4 separate regions of the Homo sapiens genome follow, and all the other regions are linked to region 2. A link is an interaction called in ENCODE POLR2A ChIA-PET data of the cell type or tissue named here. Cell type or tissue: MCF 10A. All regions are shown on one strand. Region 1 overlaps LINC00114 (long intergenic non-protein coding RNA 114). Region 2 overlaps LINC02943 (long intergenic non-protein coding RNA 2943). Region 3 overlaps LINC02940 (long intergenic non-protein coding RNA 2940). Region 4 has its middle 48 kb from the start of ETS2.

The links. ChIA-PET counts read pairs that join two places held together with the same protein. Peaks named below come from ENCODE experiments on the same cell type or tissue, not always from the same donor. Only the 100,000 strongest peaks of a DNase experiment are listed, where the experiment ranks them.
Region 1: POLR2A ChIA-PET joins it to region 2 with 5 read pairs; 2 of 35 experiments call an interaction of 5 or more read pairs at or near these places.
Region 3: POLR2A ChIA-PET joins it to region 2 with 11 read pairs; 1 of 35 experiments calls an interaction of 5 or more read pairs at or near these places.
Region 4: POLR2A ChIA-PET joins it to region 2 with 8 read pairs; 2 of 35 experiments call an interaction of 5 or more read pairs at or near these places.

The regions. Positions count from the first base shown.
Region 1 is chr21:38,766,148-38,771,147 of GRCh38, forward strand. The region is part of intron 1 of LINC00114 (long intergenic non-protein coding RNA 114); the gene reads right to left. Among named protein-coding and RNA genes, the nearest start is that of LINC00114, 4.8 kb to the right of the region's middle. RefSeq lists an enhancer at 810-939. In MCF 10A, no CTCF peak of the experiment used is centred here; no DNase peak of the experiment used is centred here.
Region 2 is chr21:39,045,670-39,050,669 of GRCh38, forward strand. All of the region lies in intron 3 of LINC02943 (long intergenic non-protein coding RNA 2943), which reads right to left. Among named protein-coding and RNA genes, the nearest start is that of LINC02940, 29 kb to the left of the region's middle. In MCF 10A, no CTCF peak of the experiment used is centred here; DNase peaks (open chromatin) are centred at 2,592 and 3,122.
Region 3 is chr21:38,991,384-38,996,383 of GRCh38, forward strand. LINC02940 (long intergenic non-protein coding RNA 2940) reads right to left here. Exons shown (of 7, transcript XR_007067867.1): 4 at 1,362-5,000. Among named protein-coding and RNA genes, the nearest start is that of LINC01700, 16 kb to the left of the region's middle. In MCF 10A, no CTCF peak of the experiment used is centred here; a DNase peak (open chromatin) is centred at 2,378.
Region 4 is chr21:38,850,985-38,855,984 of GRCh38, forward strand. No RefSeq gene overlaps it. Among named protein-coding and RNA genes, the nearest start is that of ETS2, 48 kb to the left of the region's middle. In MCF 10A, no CTCF peak of the experiment used is centred here; DNase peaks (open chromatin) are centred at 1,507 and 2,597.

The DNA.
Region 1 (5,000 bases), 280 kb before region 2:
CCAGTGAAATTACTTAAGTTGAGGTCATATGAGAAAGGGTGGGCCCTTCATCCAAGAAGATTGGTGTCTTTATAAGAAGAGAAGAAGGGACACCGACATAAAGGGAAGAGGACAGCCACGTATGTGATGATGCAGACAGAGACTAGAGGGATGAGTCTGCAAGCCAAGGAATGCAAGGATGGCTGGCAACACCAGACGCTCAAAAGAGATAAGAAAGGATCCTTCCCTACAGTCTTCAGAAGGAGCAAGGCCCTGCTAACATGTTGATCTTGGACTTCTGGCTTCCAGAACCATAAGGGGGTTCTGGTGGTTTATGGTGCTTTGTTGCACCACCTGGTTTATGGTGCTTTGTTGCAGCAGCCCTTGGAAAGGTAATTGAATGTCCCGTGAGGTGTCATGAGGGTGTGACCTGGAATTAGCTCTGCTGCTCTGCATGGCATCACTTTTTTTGTCCTTAGTTTGATTCCCCTTATTAAAAGTAGCTGGAGGCCGGGTGCAGTGGCTCACATCTGTAATCCCAGCAGTTCAGGAGGCCGATGCAGGTGGATGGCTTGAGGCCAGGAGTTCAAGACTAGCCTGAGCAACATGGAGAAACCCTGTGTCTACAAAAAAAAATATGTATATATATACAAAAATTAGCTGGGCATGGTGGCACACACCTATAGTCCCAGCTACTCAGGAGGCTGAAGTGGGAGGATTGCTTGAGCCTAGAAGGTAAAGGCTGCAGTGAGTTGAGATCGCACCACTGCACTCCAGCCTGGGCAACAGAGTGAGAACCTGTCTCAAAAACAAAACAAAACAAAACAAAAAAAAAACAAAGAGTAATTGCTTTTAAACCCAAAGCTAGGTGATAGTGAGTGTTTGTGTGCTAACTTCCGGTGAGCACTCACATGCCTATCTCGCTGGAGTCCTATGTTCCCAGGCTTGCATCTGTCTGCCTGTTCCCCCTACGTCTCCACCCACAGAGGTAGCCGCGGCTCTGCAGCTCTGGAGCCTCAGGGCTGGAAGCAGGTGAGGGGAGGCCTTTGTTGATCCTGCTCAACCAATGCCCCCGCTGCCACATAGAAGAAACGGTGGACGTGTTTAGAAAATGATACCAAGTTTACCCCTGAAACGCAATTGCATATCCTGTGCAGGCTGAGTGAGGCAAGGTGAAACTATTGACTGGTATCACTTGAGATAGAGCCAACTGTTCAAACTGAAACTGAAAGACAGCGTGGTCCCTCTGAGGAAAAAAGGGCAGAAGTAAAAGCACGAAATTGTCACTTGTGTAGTGGCAAACAAAAAAGAAAGAGAAAATAGGTTTCACTTATTTAAATTATAAAAGTAGTTAGTATGTGCTGATTCAAAAAACTTAAAAGATACAGAAGTGTATAAGATAGAAACAGAACTGCGTCTGCCTCCACCTCCTCCCCTGCCCACAAGCCAGCCCTCCACTTTCAGACTCCACAGAAGCAACTGTTTTAATGCGTGGTAAACATATTTAGAAGAACTTTCTCTGCTGTGCATAAAAGCATGCTCTAACATCATTTGGTTTCACTTCATTTTATTTTAAAACCACAGTATTCAATGACTTGCTTTTCTACTCACTAGTATATTATGGGCAACTTTTCATAGCAATGAATACAGATTTATCTCAGAACGTAATCTTGAATCAATTTCAGAATAACTCTGTGGGATACATGGGTGATTATAAATTCACAACGTGCCTTGGGGGAATATACCACCTGTTTCTATGGACGCAATTTGCAGTACATTAATTCGGCACACCACAAAGGCTGGACAGTTATCAATAGATTGGGTCAAGAAGAGAAGTATACAAAACATTCAGCTAGCTTTAAAGCTAAGGTTTGTCACCACAAATCTATGAAGTGTCTCTTCCGTGAGTTGGAGAAAGTGATTATTAGAGAAGCCTCAATAAAGGTCAACAGTTACAGATGATTTGAAATTTTGCCAACGTAGAAAACAGTTGGAAAACCATTGGAAATTATATTTTTTATCTTGAGTCAAGTAGGAAATAAACTTAATTTACATAGTGTAAGAATGGTTGATATACAATGTAATCCTAAATCTTAAAATTGCTGGAGATAAATCACAAAGAAAACCAAAAAGATCCAAAAAAAAAAAAGGAGTTAAAAGAGAAGATTTCATCTTCTTTCAGAGGATAAACAATCTCAAGATTCCATAATTCTTTGAATGTCTCAGAAAAACAAAATTCGTTCAAGCTACTTCAGATATTTGGAAGAACAAAATTAATTTTCCCCACCCAGATGAATCATTCTATCAGAGGTTCTCAACTGGGGGCGATTTTGCCCCCCACCCCCGGGGGACATTTGACAATGTCTGGAAACATCTTTGATTGTCACCACTGGGGGCAAACGGTGGGAGGATGTGCTGCTAGTCTTAGTAGGTGGAGGCCAGGGATGCTGCTCAACATCCTACAACGCACGGGACGACCCCCGCCACGGAGAATGATCCGGCCTCAAATGCCAACAGTGCTGAGGCCGAGAAACTCTATGTGATACTTTCCTAAAGGGACTGCTTTCTGTTTCATTCTCTTATTTAATCAACTTCACAAACACATCAGAAACATAGGTCACATCCTTTTCTTGTGAATCTAAACCAGTCTAGCTTAAAACACCCTAACCTTCCTCCAAAACAAAATAGAAGTGAACATTTTGTATGAGAGTGACTCACATGTAAAACTATGACGTGAGGATAAACAGTAATGCCCGAAACATACAGCAGGCCTTCCAGGCAGGCAAGAGATGACTTCAGACATTGGAGGGTAGGTCACGTCTCACGCAACAAATCCAGAAACCATCCTGCAACTCACAAGAAATCTGCTTGTAGCTTGAAAAGGATTCTGAGCCAGGAGAACAAGGTTAAAATTATTTCCAACATAAAGGAAAGGAACAGGAACTTAGCCTCTTACGTGCTTAATCACCTAATAAGACACACACACACTCGCACACAAATCACACACACACATACACACACACACACTTAAAATACTTATTTTGGATTCTTGTGAATAAAATCCAGCTCAAGTCTATGGGAAAAAAAAATCATGGCCAGAAAAGTCTTTCCATTTTCACTGGGTACCAGCCAATAAATCTTAGCCTCTGATGCTCTACTGAATTCAGCTTCTCACTTTCCTACCCTGCTCCCATCCCACCCCCACACCGAATCAGCGCCAGCTCTGGATTTTACACTCGTAAGCTCAGCTCAGGCCCTGGTAGAGGTGGAGCATCTCATTGCCTTATTCATACCTGCTTTGAAAGATATCCTTGTCTTACTCAGTTGGAAGCTCTATAAGCCCCCCATTAAGGCCAAAGAATGTGAAACATCACAAACAGCACAGCATCATGTACATAAACTGTTTATTTAAGAGCGGGCAGTCATAGACTGTGGGTGATCCGGGAGATGCATCAGTAGATTTCCTGTGGCCTCAGAAAAATCCACGCAGTAACCGCAACAGAGAGATGACAAAGAGTCGGTTGCAGGAGGCCTCTGCCCAGGGAGGGTGGCCACCTACCCTGTGCAGTTCAGGCAGAGCACAAAGGCTCCTCCCAGGGCCCTGGGGAAGGCTGAATCCAGCCTGCCCCTGGCTTACCTAGCTTGGCCCCGGGCAGAGCACTTTTCCTCCACCCCTCACAGAGGCGCAGGTTACTTGTACCAGCCCGATGCAAATGCTTTGGTGAATGGGCTACCCTAAAACAGAGGATGATGAAGAACGATGGCCATTCCCAGAGTATAATGAGGGATTCCCTTTAAGTGAGCTTTGCTCTGCCCTCTGCGTTTTCATTAGAAACCAGAAAACTGCTGAGCCTAATTTGTGTTTAAGCCATCATAAACTAAATAATCAGTTCCTATTAATGACCCTAATTATTCAGCTCCTATTTTTAAATGCTGGTCTTTCAGCATGCTCTATGTGGGTGGTTTTAATTAAGCCTAATTGTAGATACGTCACATCCAAACAGACACCCTACTCAAATGATTAATAGAGCTTGGAATCTAGTTCACTAAATAGGGGTTTGCAATGGGATGATGGTGTCTATCAAGCTGAAACGTATCATATAAATTATTTCTCTGATAACTCTAATGGCAGAGAGAATTGTTTATTAGAGTCATTTAGGATTAGAGCCACCACTGGTCTCAGAAGCTACATTCTCAGAGCAGTTGTCAAGTTTGCTGAAAGATTGTTTTCTTAAATTAGCTCTAAGTTGGAATGTACTGGTTTTTCTTTTGCATTTATATTCCCAGAGGCCTTCTTCTTTAAAAGTGTCTTCTGACATGGCAAAATAACTATCATTTAAGAAGCACTAATCTTAACTAAAAACAAACAAACAACTCACCTTCAATGTAAAGACCGATTGCTCCTCTTTAGCCCTTCCCTAGAAATCAGCTTTTGATCACTGACCAAGCACTCTCAAGCTTCCGATTCCCCTAAATCTCACCTGATTTTCCAACACCTCCGAGAGCTTGACATTGCCACTTTTTACACATGAGAGGTGAGGATATCGAACCTCTGAAAGGTTATCTGATCAGCCTGGGATCTCCTGGGGCAGAGCTGGGCTTAAGAATCACCTGCTTGAGATTTCACCTGCAATTGCCTGACCCATGGGGCTGTGACTTCTTGGATTAAAGCATCATCCATGCACCTTGTCACTCTACATGGGCAGAGCAAGCCAACCTAGAAACCAATCAGGAGCCACCATAACAAACACAGCCGTGACTCAGCTCTCCACCTGCACACCTCCACCTGCCCATCAGTCCACATTGGACACTTAACACCCACAAAGGATTTGAAATTTTCCCAACGGCCTCTCACAGGACACATAAAAGCAAACACAAGCTGTCCTCAGTGCTGTGCTACAGAATACGTTATCCATTGGTTGATCACACAGATCCAGTGAAATATTGTCAGGGAGTTCATTTGAAAACTGTTGTTGCCATGATGTGCTTGTAGTGCCGTCTGTCAGAGCAGATATTGACCC
Region 2 (5,000 bases):
CCGACATGACTGGTGCACTCAGTTCTATGCAGAGCATGGAGCCACACACAAAGGTGAACAAGACCCAGCCTGCCTAAGAGGGTCCCTGGGTCTCAGGGGGAAGGCAGGCGGGCAAACGAGTAAATGAAACATAGCAGACTTCACCCTGGAGAAACAAGGGGCCATGAGAACGTGCCAAAGGCAGCAGCTCCCAGTCAAGAGACCCAAAGATGCTTTCAGAGGGAAGGGAAATCTGAGCTAGGTTTTGAAAAATGAAAGACAACAAAGAAGAGTAGTCCCACCTGTGGGCCTTGGAACAGACGGACACAGTGCAATCCAGCTTCCAGAACTTTCCATGTGTGGGGTGAGGAAGTGAGGAAGTCGTGCCTCACAGTGTCTTTTTTTTAATATTTTCAAGTTTTTTTTCTACTTTTTATTTTACCTTTTTTATTGTGGTAAATTATACTTAACGTAAAATTTATATCTTAAGCGTTTTAAGTGCACAGTTCAGCAGCATTAAACACATTCAGGCTGTTGGGCAGCCATCACCACCATCCATCCACAGAACTTTTTCATCACCCCAAACTGAAACTTGTATCCATTAATCATTCCCCTTTCCCTCCCAGCCCCTGGCACCCACCATTCTACTTTCTATCTCTATGGATTTGACTGTTCCAGGAACCTCATACAAGTGGAATCATATATATGGTTTTCTGTGATTGGTTTATTTCACTTATCATAATGTCCTCAAGGTTCATGCATGTTGCAGCATGTGTCAGCATTTCCTTCTTTTTCAAGGCTGAATAATATTATTACGTGGATGGACCACATCTTGCTTCTCCATTCATCTGTCAAAGGACACTTGGGTTGCTTCCACCTCTCGGCTTCTGTGAATGACGTGTCTGTACACGGCAGTGGACCCAGGCCTGCCCATGTCCCCGCCACTCCTCATAGCACCTACCCCTGACCTCGGCGCCGGGGGTCTCCCCTGCATTTGTGTGGTGTCTCTGATCATGCTGGTTCCTAGACATTCACCCTTCAGTCCCAGTGGTAGCAATGCTGACTTTGTGCCTCTTCCGCAGCCCCTCTGTACTCATCTGAGGAGGTGACTATTCCAGGAAATGCTCCAGAACAATTCTCTGCAGAATGCCCCAGGCCCTGGCAGCTGGAAAGGACATCTGAGTCTTCTCTTCCTGAGCAAGCATGCATTTCAAGGAGGGAAGGTCAGATGACACAGTACCAACCCACCTTCTGAATGTCCCAGAGAAGCCATTGCCAGGCAATATTTTTAGGACCTCCATGAGCAGAGAACAGCATTTTTTCCTGGAGGTTATTAGCAGGCTCAGTGCAATGCAAACATCAGATAACAGCATTGCACTCTATAAAGTGTGTGTGTGTGTGTGTGTGTGTGTGTGTGTGTGTGTGTATACATGTGATGCAGACTGGCACCCAACAGCAAAAGACCTCCATGTAGCCTGGGCCACCAGGCCACAAGAATGACTCTCTAGGGATCATATGTCCCAAGAGCAAGCTCAATGCTCCTCTAACTGGACAATTCCCACCCACCCCTGGGATGAGCCAGCATGACTGTGCCATTGATACCTGGAGCAGGAATTCAACCTGAAGATCTAGGGGTAGGGGCGGGATTCCGATGGAGGGAAGAAGAGTGAAGTGTTTAATTGGTGATCAATATATGCATATCAAGAACAAACAACTACAGTATGAGGTGGAATACAAAAATTCTCACGAATTTGTGCAGAACATGAGAAAGCATCTATCTGTTTAAACAGCCTCCAAGGACAGTGCCATATTGGTACCAGAAAGAAGGAACGGTCCTGCTCCTTTATTCCTTCCTCTCCTGGCCCCTCCCCTCCCTGGAGACAGGTAGGGGGAGGGGAGAGGAGGAAGGAGCTTATATTAGTCTGTTTTCATGGTGGTAATATAAGACATACCTGAGACTGGGTAATTTATAAAAGAAAGAAGTTTAATGGACTCACAGTTCCACATGGCTTGGAAGGTCTCAAAATCATGGCGGAAGGCAAAGGAGAAGCAAAGGTATGTCTTACATACGTCTCATGAGACATATTCACTATCACAACAATAGCACGGGAAAGACCTGCCCCCATGATTCAATTACCTCCCATCAGGTCCCTCCCACAGCACGCAGTAATTATGGGAGCTACAATTCAAGATGAGATTTGGGTGGGGACACAGCCAAACCTTATCAGAGCTATCCTAAGTAAAAAGACAAGAACCAACCCCCCATTCCCAAGGCATATTTTCTGTCTGCAGCTGGCCCTGGAAGAAAAGAATCTTCTATTTTGAGTGAGGTGAGGAGTTTTCATGAGTAGATGAGGCTGGACATACTAATTACTGAGCAGAGAGAGACTTTATGGAGAATGAAATGCCCAGAGAATTTTTGATGATGAGAAAGTCACCAGAGGAACAAAGGAATCTGCCTTGATTTCAATCAAGGCGTCATGGAAGAGGAGCTCATCTCATGGGAACAACATGCAGAAAAGAATCCAGTTGTTTCCCTGTAGCCTATAAGTCCTGTCATTCACTGTTCTGGGAAAACCCTCCCTGGCCTGCAGGCTGGTTGACGAGTTGTTTGGAGGTTACCAGGGAAACGCCTCAAGGTGGGGCTTTCAGAGAACAGGAGCCACAATAGGGCCTCCGAGCTCAGGAGCCACAGCCGTGATACAGCCTCTGATAGTAAATTCCCTACAGGGATAAAAAGATAGGAGCCCTGGAGGGGATGATTCTTAAAGTCATTCTCACATGCAGTCGACATGCATGAGGTTGCCTGATAAAATACAGGACACCCAGTTAAAGCTGAATTACAGATAAACAATGACTAATTTTTTAGTATAAGTACATCCCAAATATTGCAAGAAATGTATCTGAAATATATTGCAAAAAATAAAAAATTAGCACTGGTTATCTGAAATTTAATTTAACAAGTCATCCTATATTTTTACAGTTTTACTGAGTTATAATTTACATACTATTCAACCCTACCATTTAAAGCGTACAATTCAATGCTTTTTAATATATTCACGAGGTTGTGCAACCATCGCCACAATCAATTTTAGAACATTTTCATCAGCCCCAAAGGAATCCACATCCATTAGTCACACCCACTCCCTATGCCAGCCCCAGCCCCAGGCCCTGACATCCACTAATCTACTTTCTGTCTCTAGAGATCGGCCTATTCTGGACATTTTGTATAAATGAAAGCACACAACATGTGGTCTTCAGGAGTGGCTTCTTTGATTTAGCATGTTTTTTCAAGGTTCATCCATGTTGTAATATGTATCAGTACTTCATTCCTTTTTATTGCTAAATAATATTCCACTGTATGGATACAACAGATTTTATTTATCCAATCATCAGTTGATGCACATTTGGGTTGCCTCCACTTTTTTGGCTATTATAATAAAACTGCTGTAAACACTTGTGTTTAAGTTTTTTGTAAACATATGTTTTCATTTCTCTTGCATATATATATATAGGAATACAATTTCCGGGTCACATGGAAACTCTATGTTTAACATTTTGAGAAATTTCTAAACTGTTTCCCATAGCAGCTGCACTTTTTAAAAATATATATATATGCGGCCAGGCGCGGTGGCTCACGCCTATAATCCCAGCACCTTGGGAGGCCAAGGCAGGCGGATCACGAGGTCAGGAGATTGAGTCCATCCTGGCTAACACTGTGAAACCCCGTCTCTACTAAAATATAAAAAAAATTAGCCGGGCATGGTGGTGGGTGCCTGTAGTCCCAGCTACTTGGGAAGCTGAAGCAGGAGAATGGCGTGAACCCAGGAGGCAGAGCTTGCACTCCAGCCTGGGTGACAGAGCGAGACTCCATCTCAAATATATATATATATATACACACACACACACACACACACACACACACACATTCTCACTAGCAACATCCAAGGGTTCCAATTTCTTCACATCCTCACTACATTTATTAGTTTCTGGTTTTTTCATGATAGACATCCTGGTGGTGTGAAGTGGTATCTCATTGTGATTTTGATTTACATTTTTCTAATGGCTAATGAACATCTTTTCATGTGCTTATTGGTCATTTATGTATCTTCTTTTTCTTTTCTTTTTTTTTTTAATTTGAGACATAGTCTTGCTCTGTCACCCGGGCTGGAGTGCGGCGTCACGATCTCAGCTCACTGCAACCTCCGCCTCCCAGGTTCAAGCAATTCTCCTGCCTCAGCCTCCTGAGTAACTGGGATTACAGGCACGCACCACCATGCCCAGCTAATTTTTTTGTATTTTTAGTAGAGATGGGGTTTTGCCATGTTGGCCAGCCTGCTCTCCAACTCCTAACCTCAGGTGATCCACCTGCCTTGGCCTCCCAAAGTGCTCAGATTATTGGCATGAGCCACCACACCTGGCCTGTGTATCTTTTTTGGAAAAAAAAAAAAATCTTCTCAGATCCCTGGCTTGTTTCTTAATTGAGTTGTTTATCTTTCTGTTATTGATTTTTAAGGGTTCTTTATATGTTCTGGATACTAGACCTCATCAGATATATGACTTGCAAATCTTTCCTCCCATTCTGTGGGCTGTCTTCTCATTTTCTTGATGGTCTCCTTTGAAACCCAAAACTCTTTCATTTTGATAAAGTCCAATTTATCTATTTCTTGTTGTTGTTGTTGCTGTTGTTGTTGTTGTTGTTGTTTTGAGAGACAGTTTCACTCTGTTGCCCAGGCTGGAGTGCAATAGTGCACTCCAGCAACCTCAGCCTCCCAGGTTCAAGAGATTCTCCTGCCTCATCCTCCCAAGTAGCTGGGATTACAGGCGTGCCATCATGCCCAGCTAATTTTTGTATTTTTAGTAGAGACAGGGTTTTGCCATGTTGGCCAGGCTGGTCTTGAACTCCTAACCTCAAGTGATCCACCCGCCTCGGCCATCCAAAGTGCTGGGATTACAGGCATGAGCCACCACACCTGGCCTTATTGTTATTGTTTGTGCTTTTGGTGTCATAGCTAAGAAGG
Region 3 (5,000 bases), 54 kb before region 2:
TGCATACAGGAGGGGCCTCTGCAAGCTGAGGAGGGGACTCAGGAGAAAGCAAACCCACGGGTGCTTTGACCTTGAACTTGTGACGTTGAGCTTCCAGAACTCTGAAAAATAAACTCCTGCTGTTTAAACCCCCAGTCTGTGGTCCTCTGCCATGACAGTCCCAACAAACCAATACAAAGACAATCAGAGAGCCAGAGGCCACGGGGCTCCTGCCGGTGTGGGTGCCTTAGGCAACACGCCCCATCCCTGGGGTCCTGGGCGCACCAAACCCACCCCTGGCTCCTGGATACCACCTCAGGACCACAGCTCCATTCATCCAGAGGCCAAGTGGGCAGCCTGAGGCAGTAAGAAGAACACTCACTGGAATGAGCCGTTCAGGGCTTTGGGATCCCCTCCTCCAGGCAGCCTTCTCTGGCTGCAGCCACCCTCCTCTGAGCCAGGTACCCTGCACTACTCCTCCAGGCTCTCAAAGAACCCTGGAGTCCCACGTATCAGAGCACTTTCCACACCGTGTGCTGACTTCCCGGCTCCCAGAGCCCAGCCCTAGGAGATCCTTGTTCTGGGGCACGTTTCTGCCTTTCCTTATCCCTATCTTTCTCCTCCTCACTCAGCACCTGGCCCTCGATGAGCAGGGTTCTCATATTTAACAGCTGTCCACTGGTCATGACACCTGGGTGCTGGAGGGAGCAGGAGCATGGGCACTGAAGCCTGCTGGGCGGGGGGTCCAGATGCTACTGAGCGGAGAAGGAAAGGTGTCTCGGCAGAGTGAACAGTGTGTGTGCCGGCCCAGAGGTGAGCCGCAGCAGCTGCGGTGGCTGGAGAAGTTCAGGAGGGTTGTGGAAAAAAGCAAGAGGAGGTGGGGAGGGCTTCAGAGGGGGCTGGAGAGGTTGGTAAGGGCTAGGCCACCAAGGACCCTATGAGCAGTTCAGGGCTTTAGGATCTACTGAGAAGGGAACAACCCTAGGGGTTCTCTGCAGGTTGCAAGCCCTCTGGCCCCCCAGTGGCCAGGGGTCTTCAAATCCCATAACCCCCACCCATGGTATTCTGCCCCTAAGGATGTCCACGGATGAGAAGATTGGCCTTCCAAGATTCTCCATCAACCCCTCAGCGAGGCTTCAGCAGCACTGAGCCCAGCAGAGACTTCTGTAGCACCCGAAAGCCTCCTTCTGTCTTGGGAGCCTCATCTGATCTGCTGTATCATGCGTCCCTGCCCTCTCCTCTCTGGGGCCTCTTTCCTTCCATCATCAGGGGAACTTGCTCCCCTGAAAGGAGAGGGCCAAGATGGGAACATTGTGCTATGTCAGCAGCCAGACACACAGCCCGCTGAGCTCCAAACAAAAGAAGTCCCAGGACCCAGGCACCTTTGTCAAAAGACAGCCAATGTAGCCTCTGTTCCAGGAAGGCTCCAGCCTGTGGCCTGTGGGGGTGAAGACAAGCTCCTGCACAATCTGGCCCATTGGATATAAAACATCTATTTGACTTCGGAGAGGGGAAAATATATCACATTGCTAAGATGTCCTTGGTTGCAGTGAATAGCCCAGGGAGAGGTGGAACAATTCATTCCAGAGACCAGCATGAGTGAGGAAGTTGACAAGGACAACGTGGGGCTTTCCAAACAAAAGAAGGAAGAGGCCAAGATAAGGATTTGGTACATTTGGCCAACAAATGGAGGAAATAATCATTTCCAAACCATTCTTGAATGTGCATTTCATCCATATTTATAAGAATGCAAGCCTGCACACGCTTTCCACCCTGTGTCACCCCATCATGGGCAGGGACTTGGTTTACAGACTTTTATATTTGCAGATGGCATCTCTCGTGCACATACATTTTGCGTATACTTTGACATAAATAAACCCGGTTTGGTTTTAAGAAATTTTAAACAAGTGATGTAAAAATATTGAAATAAGATGCTAAGGTTTATTTGGAGTTCTCCTAGGATGCTGAAGAGGTGGAAAGAATAATTTCCAGAATGAAATAATTCCTCAAACATGTTAGACATTATATCAACTCTAGCACAATGCTATGTATGCAGCAAGAGGGTGATAGTATCTGTGATTGGCTGAATTAATTAATCAATCTTAGGCATTCAACAAATATTTATTAAACAGTTAAATGAATGGAGGCAAGGGATAGGATTGGTGCATTTAAGTTCACATGTTAACAAACCCCCATAATAAGCTTCAGCAGTTGTACAATTTGTTGTTGGCATCCTAAGTTCTGAAATGCAATATATTCTACATTTTCTCCCCCTTATTTCCTCTCCCAAAGTTTCTAAAAAATGAAACAAAACATCCGTGTGCATGAGTGATCCCTGGCAACCTGCCATAGTCCACATTCCTTCTCTCTGAGACTCTCTCTGATATTCAGTTCTTGGCCTCCACTTGTCCCCAGATCATGTCCAGACGGCTGCAGGCTCCAAATGCCCAGAAGTCAGCTAATCCCAGGATCGGCAACAAACCTTGGCTCTGGGCAGACCTCTTACCTTTTCAAGAGCTTTTTCATTGGGTCTTTGATTTTATTTCACCAACTCTGTGAGTCAGGACAGGCATGTTCTCGTATTCTCACTCTCTTTCATACAGACACATACATGCACAAACATGAACACTTACCCCACATGCTCATGCTCACCTCATCCAAGGAACCCAAGGCCCTGGCGTCCAGAGAATGAGAGCTCCCGGGGCTAGCTGCTGAGGGTCAAGGCCGAAACCAGCTCAAGATTTCCTTCCCCCACCAGTGCCGTCCCTGTCCCCATGCAGGGCAATGGTCCACCCATTCCCAAGAAAAGGCCTCCAACTCCCTTCGTCCAGTTCCCTGCCCCTGGGCCTGTCCTCATTCTCGCTCTGCTGAAGTTGACACAGGCCTCGCTCCTGTGCAGGGGTGGGACGCGGTGGGGGAGCTACATTTAGACAAGGAAAGGGCCCCCAGGCTTCTGAGTGCGCGTACACACAGACAGGCCTCTGGGACATATTCTGGATGGCTCTGGGCAGATGGCTGTGTTTCCTCTTTTTTCCAGAAAAAAATTCCAGACGACGCAATGATCACAAATGCCAATATCCTAGTAATTGATAGGACTGGATCACACTATGTGAAAAGAAAAGGCGCCCCACAGGCTTTATATACATGTGCGCCGTGCACGCTCTCTCTGTCTCTAGCTCTGTCTCTGTGGACCTGTGTCAATGCTCTGTTGGTCTCTGTCTCTCTTTGTGTGCTTCTGTCTCTCTCTGTGTGCCTCTGTCTCTCTCTGTAGCTCTGTCTCTCTCTGCCTGTGTTCCCCTATGTCTCTGTCTGTCTCTGTCTCTCTCTGTAGCTCTGTCTCTCTCTGCCTGTGTTCCCCTATGTCTCTGTCTCTCTGTCTCTGTCTCTCTCTGCCTGTGTTCCCCTATGTCTCTGTCTCTCTGTCTCTGTCTCTCTCTGTCTCTGTCTCTCTGTGTGTCTCTCTGTCTCCCCTCTCCCTCTCTCTCTCTGTCTCTCACACACATATCCCTCACTGTGCGTCCAACTCAGCTCAAGCCCGTCTCCCTTGCACTTCCTATAAGCCCCTCTTGGAATGGCCTACCCAGAAGGGGCACTCAAAAGTGGGGACGCATTAACTTTCAGAATATCTGACCTCGCCACATGACCTCAGCCGGACTCTGGGTCCATGCAGGGAGTGGAAAATATCCCCAAGTGTAGCTGAGATGAGGCCTTGGAGTTAAGAGGTGAGCAGAGGAGAAGAAACCAGAGAAGAACATTAGAAAGAAGAGATTTGGAAAACTTTCTTTCATTAAACAAATGCCCGCCATGGCCAAGCACCTTTTGTATGTGAGGTGCTGTTCTAGTCACCGGGCCTGCGGCAGGAAGGATGAGACAGCCCACCCGCAGGAGGCTGACTGGAAGGGAACAGCCTCGGGAGACAGAGAAAGACAGGAATGAAGCGCTGGGCACAGCCAGCAGTAATACATGCAGCAGAAGAATGAAGCAAGGTGAGGGAAGAAAGCGTAGGGGGTGCCTGCAAACTTAAGCAGTGAATTCATCCACCAGGGCTGCCATCACAAAGTCTGCAGACTGGGCGGCTTAAACAATACACATTTAGTTTTTCACACTTGTGGAGGCTACGAGTCTGAGATCAAGGTGCCGGCAAAGTTAGTTTCTCCTGAGGCCCCTCTCCTTGGCTTGCAGGTGGCCTCTTTTCCTCGCCAGGTCTTCAAACGGTCTTCCCTCTGTGTGTGTCCTAATCTCTTCTTATAAGGACACCAGCCGGATTGGATTAGGGCCCACCCCATGACCTTCTTTTATCTTAATTACCTCTGGAAAGACCCTATCTCCAAATTCAGTCACATTCAGAGGTGCTGAGGTTTGAGGCTTCAGCCTATGGATTTTGGGGGACACGATTCAGCCCATAACAGATGTGGTGCAAGCTGGACACCCTCTGTGTGGACCCGCAGACCCACCCTTCCTGCTTTTCTTCTCTGCCCTTTGCCCCAGGACACCGACCTACAAAATGCATTTATGACTCCCTGCCTCCCAGCCCCATGAAGCGGGAGCACATGAAGACATGCCAAGGAGGGAGGAGGGTGTTTATCCCCGGCCCCTCCCTGCTTGCTTGCTTCAGGCAGGCAGCATCTCTCTACCCTGAGGCAACAGCACCTGTTAGGAGATGCACCTGCTCCATCCAGCTCTCTCCCCAGGTTCTGCTGATGATAATGGCTGCCTCCCCTTGGCCCTTCAGACAGAGCACTGGTAAGTTCTCCCCACTGTCTCTAGACCTGGGGTGTTGCAACAACCTAAACCCTGCCCCCAGCTTTGTAATAGTACCTTTCCTAAATTCTACTCTTAAATTGCCACATCTTAGTGGGCCATCCGACCAATACAGGGGGATCAGGCAGGAAGAATCAGAGAAAGAAAAAGGAAATCAAGAAAAAATGGTGTCCCAGAAGCCAAGATCATTTCAAGAAGTGGGGCATGATCTTGTGATAAGAGTTGCAGAGGTTAAGAACTTGAAGAGAGGCCATGCATGT
Region 4 (5,000 bases), 190 kb before region 2:
TCCTATTGTTGGTTCTTCGGCCTTTTGCGGTATTTTTTTTTTGGCAAAAATTCTCATTGTTATCTTCTAATCCTCCTGTAGAATTTTGTTTCAGCTCTGTCCTCTTTCCTGCCCCTAATCCTGGAGCTATGAATGTTCCTGCTAGGAGCCTGATCTTGAATCACAAGTATACAGCTCCTCTTAAGTCCTAGAAGGTTTTAATTGTGGGTTTGTCCAGAAAGTTTCCCTCTGCTCCCTGAATTGCCTGTTTTCTCTGAGATCCTTTCTGTCTTGTCTTTAGTTTCTGTTTGTCTGTGTTAGAGGGCTTCCTGTCTGGTGATCCTTGGCTATCTATTCATAGTTAAGAGTGAGACACTAAAATATTTATCAGAAACTGGTGTGCTGGGGCAGGATTTGCCTGTGCAGTGAGAGGCGAAGTACATGTTCAGAGGAGCCCACATTGTTAGCATCTGGAGCCTGTCCTCTGGGTGATGTTGTCCTCAGAGGTCATCTGTTTTCCTGCTTGCTGGTTATAGGTTTGGCTATGGCTGCCCTGGAGCAGGGATGGGGAAGGGGCCAGAAGTCCACCATTCAGTGTGCACAATTCATATCCCCACCTCACCCTGCACTGGAGTGCCAGCTGCCTCGATTTCCCAGAGGATCACCCTCGAGTCTCTCGTGGGATCAAGGAGCTAGTGTCTGCCTGAGCAGCAGATCTAACAACCCTTGGACAGCATTCAATAACCCACCTCTTGCCAACCCCATCTCATCCCAACCTTTCAGAGGGCCTGGAGTCTGATTCCGGAGCCTCTCGGGTGGATCCTCAAGGTCTTCTGCCTGCACCTCTGACTGCAGACACTCGGTAGCCAGCTTCCTTCCCTCTGCTAAGTCACCTCCCACCCATGGCTGTGTCTGCTTTCCTCTTCAGACATAACTCACATTGTCATTCATCTTATTTAATCCCCAGTCCTGGGCTCCTCATCCTGTAAGGTTCCCTGTTTTCATGCTTTTACTGACATTTTAGGGGGGGTGGGCAGAAAAGTAATGAAAGTACATGTACCACCGGCCATGTTTAAGCCTCTTCTGCCTGGGCTGGGCATGGTTGTTCACGCCTGTAATCCCAGCACTTTGGGAGTCCGAGGTGAGTGGACCACCTGAGGTCAGGAGTTCAAGACCAGCCTGGCCAACATGGTGAAACCCCGTCTCTACTAAAAAATACAAAAATTAGCTGGGAGTGGTGTTGGGCGCCTTTAATCCCAGCTACTTGGGAGCCTGAGGCATGAAAATCACTTGAACCCGGGAGGCAGAGGTTGCAGTGAGCCGAGATCAGGCCACTGTGCTCCAGCCTGGGTGACAAGAGTGAAATTCCATCACCAAACAAACAAACAAACAAACAAACAAAAAAGCCCCCCAAAAAACAAAGACTCTTCTGCCCATGCCTGTCAGATACTGAAGGAAAAACGCAAAGCACCTTCCAGGAAAGCTGAGTCACAGAGGTGCACAGAGCCAACCCAGGAGCTTCTCTTTCTCCCACAGCATGCACCCATCCCTAGCAAGTCCTGCCAGCTCTGCTCTAAACAGGACCAGGCTCAAAGCTCATCTCTTCACCTCCTTCACTACCTTCCCTACCATTCGTCTGGGATTCCTGCAGGCACCTCTGACTAGACTGCCCTGCTGTGTCCTCTTCAGTCTACTCTCAGAAATTAGACTCAGCTGGAGAGATTCCTGTTAAAACAAAAGTCAGATAATATGACCCCTTCATTCTAAACCTTCCGACAGCTTCCCATTTCACTCATGACAATATCCTAAGGCCTTACCATGAACTGCAGAGTCAACACAATCTTTCCATATCACCTCCTACTCCTGGCCTCTTTGCTTAATCTGCATCAGGCACACTGAACCCCTTGCCATTTCTCACACACACTGAGTGTGTTCCAGCCCCAGGGCCTTTGCACTTGCTGCTCGATCCCCAGATACTCCTATGATCATGTCTTCACTTACTTCCATGCTCAGCTGAAATGTTACCTTATCAGAGAGACCTCCATTGTTTTATCAATCCATTTGCGGCCTGAAAAAGTCTGATTGTGATTCCTGGGTTCCAAACACCTTGATCCTTCAGCTGCTGATATTACAATCAGAAATTAATACTGGTTATTGGTATTCTGACTTCTATTTGGAATCCACGAAGATCCCTAGGCCAACACTTCTCAAGCTTTAACGTGCATGTGAACCAGAAAGATGCTAGCCAGTGCTTCTTAGACTTTTACATACAAAGGAATCACTTTGAGAGCTTGCCAAATGCAGATTAAGACTCAGCAAGTTTGGGACTAGACCAGAGGTTTGCATCTGTAACACGCGCCCAGGTGATGTTGAGCCTGCTGCTCCCCAGCTTACCTTTTGAACGACAAAGTCTAGACCAAGGTGAGGATACTGTCCCTCTCATCCCAGACACACAAGAGAGGCTGGGCCTTCATCCCTCCCATCCCCACCTGTGGGCAAGTTACTCCATCAGCCAGAAGATGGTCAGCTCTTACAGCCTCAGAGGTCTAATGACGCAACAGCTGCAGCACCTGCTCCCTGGGTGCCCGCCTGTGGGGTGAGTCAGCGGCTGGACTGAGATGACAGCTCATGAGCATGTCTCCTGGGACTGTGCCTGTGGCCTGGGCTTGGGCCAGACTCCGTCAGCAACTAAATGCACCTGGAAGGCTCTCCTCAGCTCTGCAAATCCCACCAGCTGCCTGACCTGCTTTCCCCAAGCCCTACCACTCCTCTCGCCTACTCTTAACTGCCTTCGTCACCCCAGTTAGGTCAAATGGCATTCTCTTCAGAATGACCTCTACCATCTGTTGAGACTCTGTTATCTGCCAGGCAGTGTTGCAGGCATTTCCCTTGCATCATTTGATTTAACTCTCATAAGTGTGCTATGGGATGACTGTTATTACCTTCTTTTAAGATGAGGAAATGACACTGCAGTGACAATAACTAATTTGCTCAGGATCACAAAGCTGGGAAGTGATGGAGGTGGGATCCCAGGCTGGCTCTCTGATTCCATCTTGGGCAGGGGACATCACATCTGTGCCACCACCCTACTTGTGGTCTACCAGGCTCCACCACCTCCATTATCTTAGTGGACAGGTGGAGAAGCACCACCTCATCTTTGTGGAGGGAAATGCTGTACTTCAGCTTCCTTCATCCTAACACCCAGGGAAAAGGAAACATCCCAGTCCCATCTCAGCTAGCTTTCCTGTATTACCTAATATAAGATGGGATAATAACTGAGACTCCCAGGTGAAGGTCACAGCCCAGGGACACAGGCTCACTAAAAACCTGAAACCTAATCATTGGACTCTATATAGAATGATTCGCCTCCCCCATTTCTGCCCAGCACATCCGCAGTGCTCTTTTGTAGTAACTGGAACACAATATAAGCTATATGTCAGTGAGCTTGAAGATATATGAATAGAAACTTCTCAAACTGAAAGACAAAGGGAAGAAAGACTGAAAAAAAAATGGAGCACCATGTTTAAAAATGGCAGGACAATTACAAAAGGTGTAACATATATGTAATGGGAATACCAAAAAAGAAGAAAGGGAGAAAAGAACAGAAAAAATATTTGAAGTAATAATGACTGAGAATTTTCCAAAATTAATGAGACACCAAACCACAGATTCAGGAAACTAAAGAGAACACCAAGCAGGATGGATATTTTAAAACGTATACCTAGGTATATAGTATATATTCAAATTGCAGAAAATCAAAGATGCAGAGAAAATAATGAAAGAATTCAGAGGTGGAAAAAAAACCTACCTTACGTATGGAGGATCAAGCATAAGACTACATCAGACTTCTCCTCGAAAACCATGCAAGTAAAAAGAGAGTGTGGAGTGAAATATTTAAAGGGCTGAAAGAAAGAAAACACCACTAGCTATAGATAGAATTCTGTATCCAGTGAAATTATCCTTCAAAAGTGAATGGCAAATACTTTTGCAGAGAAAGAAAAACGGAAGGGGTTTGCTGCCAGTAGGACTTCCTTGAAAAAGAAGGGAAAATGACATAGGTGAAAAACTCAGGTCTACTAAAAGGAATGAAGAGCATTCAAGAAGAAAGAAACGAAGGCTAAAATGAATAATTTCTTTTTCATATTTTATGCTAATCTAACAGTTTATCATTTTCTTCAAGATAATAATAGTAAACATGTATTGGGTGATTATAGTTTATAAATTAGTGAAATGAATGACAAAAATGTTATAAGAGATGAGGAAAAGAATTGTGAATACTCTGTGATAACATATTCTCACTACACATGAAGTGGTATTGTGTTATTTGAAAATGGACTTGGATCAGTTTTAAGTGTATATTGCAAAATCACAGGCAACTACTAAAAAAATTGTAAAGAAGTATAACTGATATATAATGAAAGAGGAAATAAAATGGAATCATATAAAATTCTCAAGGAAAATCAGAAAAGGAGAAAAAAGTGTAAGAGGAAAAAGAAACAGAACAAGGGAAACACATAGAAACAGTAATAAATATGGTTGATATTATATCAAATATATTAATAATTAGTTTATATGTCAATGTTCTAAATATGTGAATTACAAGACAGACGCTAGCTGGGTGGATTAAAAAAACCAGACCTAACTGTATGTTGTCTACAAGAAACTCACTTTAACTATAAAGACACAATTAGAATACAAGTAAAGAGATAGAGATAGATATACCATGTTAATGCTGGAATATCTGTATTTATATCAGACAATGTGGACTACAGAAAAAGTATCAGGGCAAAGGGGCAAGAAGGGCGGCGTGAGCAAGTGGAGCCAGGAGGAATTTTAGGGCAGTGGAACTCTTCTATGCTTTACTGTAATCGTGCGTGCCTGACATTATGCATTTGTCAAAACTGCTAGAACTGAACAACACATGGAGTGAACCCTCACGTAAACTATGGACTTTCATGGATAATAATGTACCAGTACTTTCATCCATTTTAGCAAACGTACTGCAACAATGCAAAATGCTG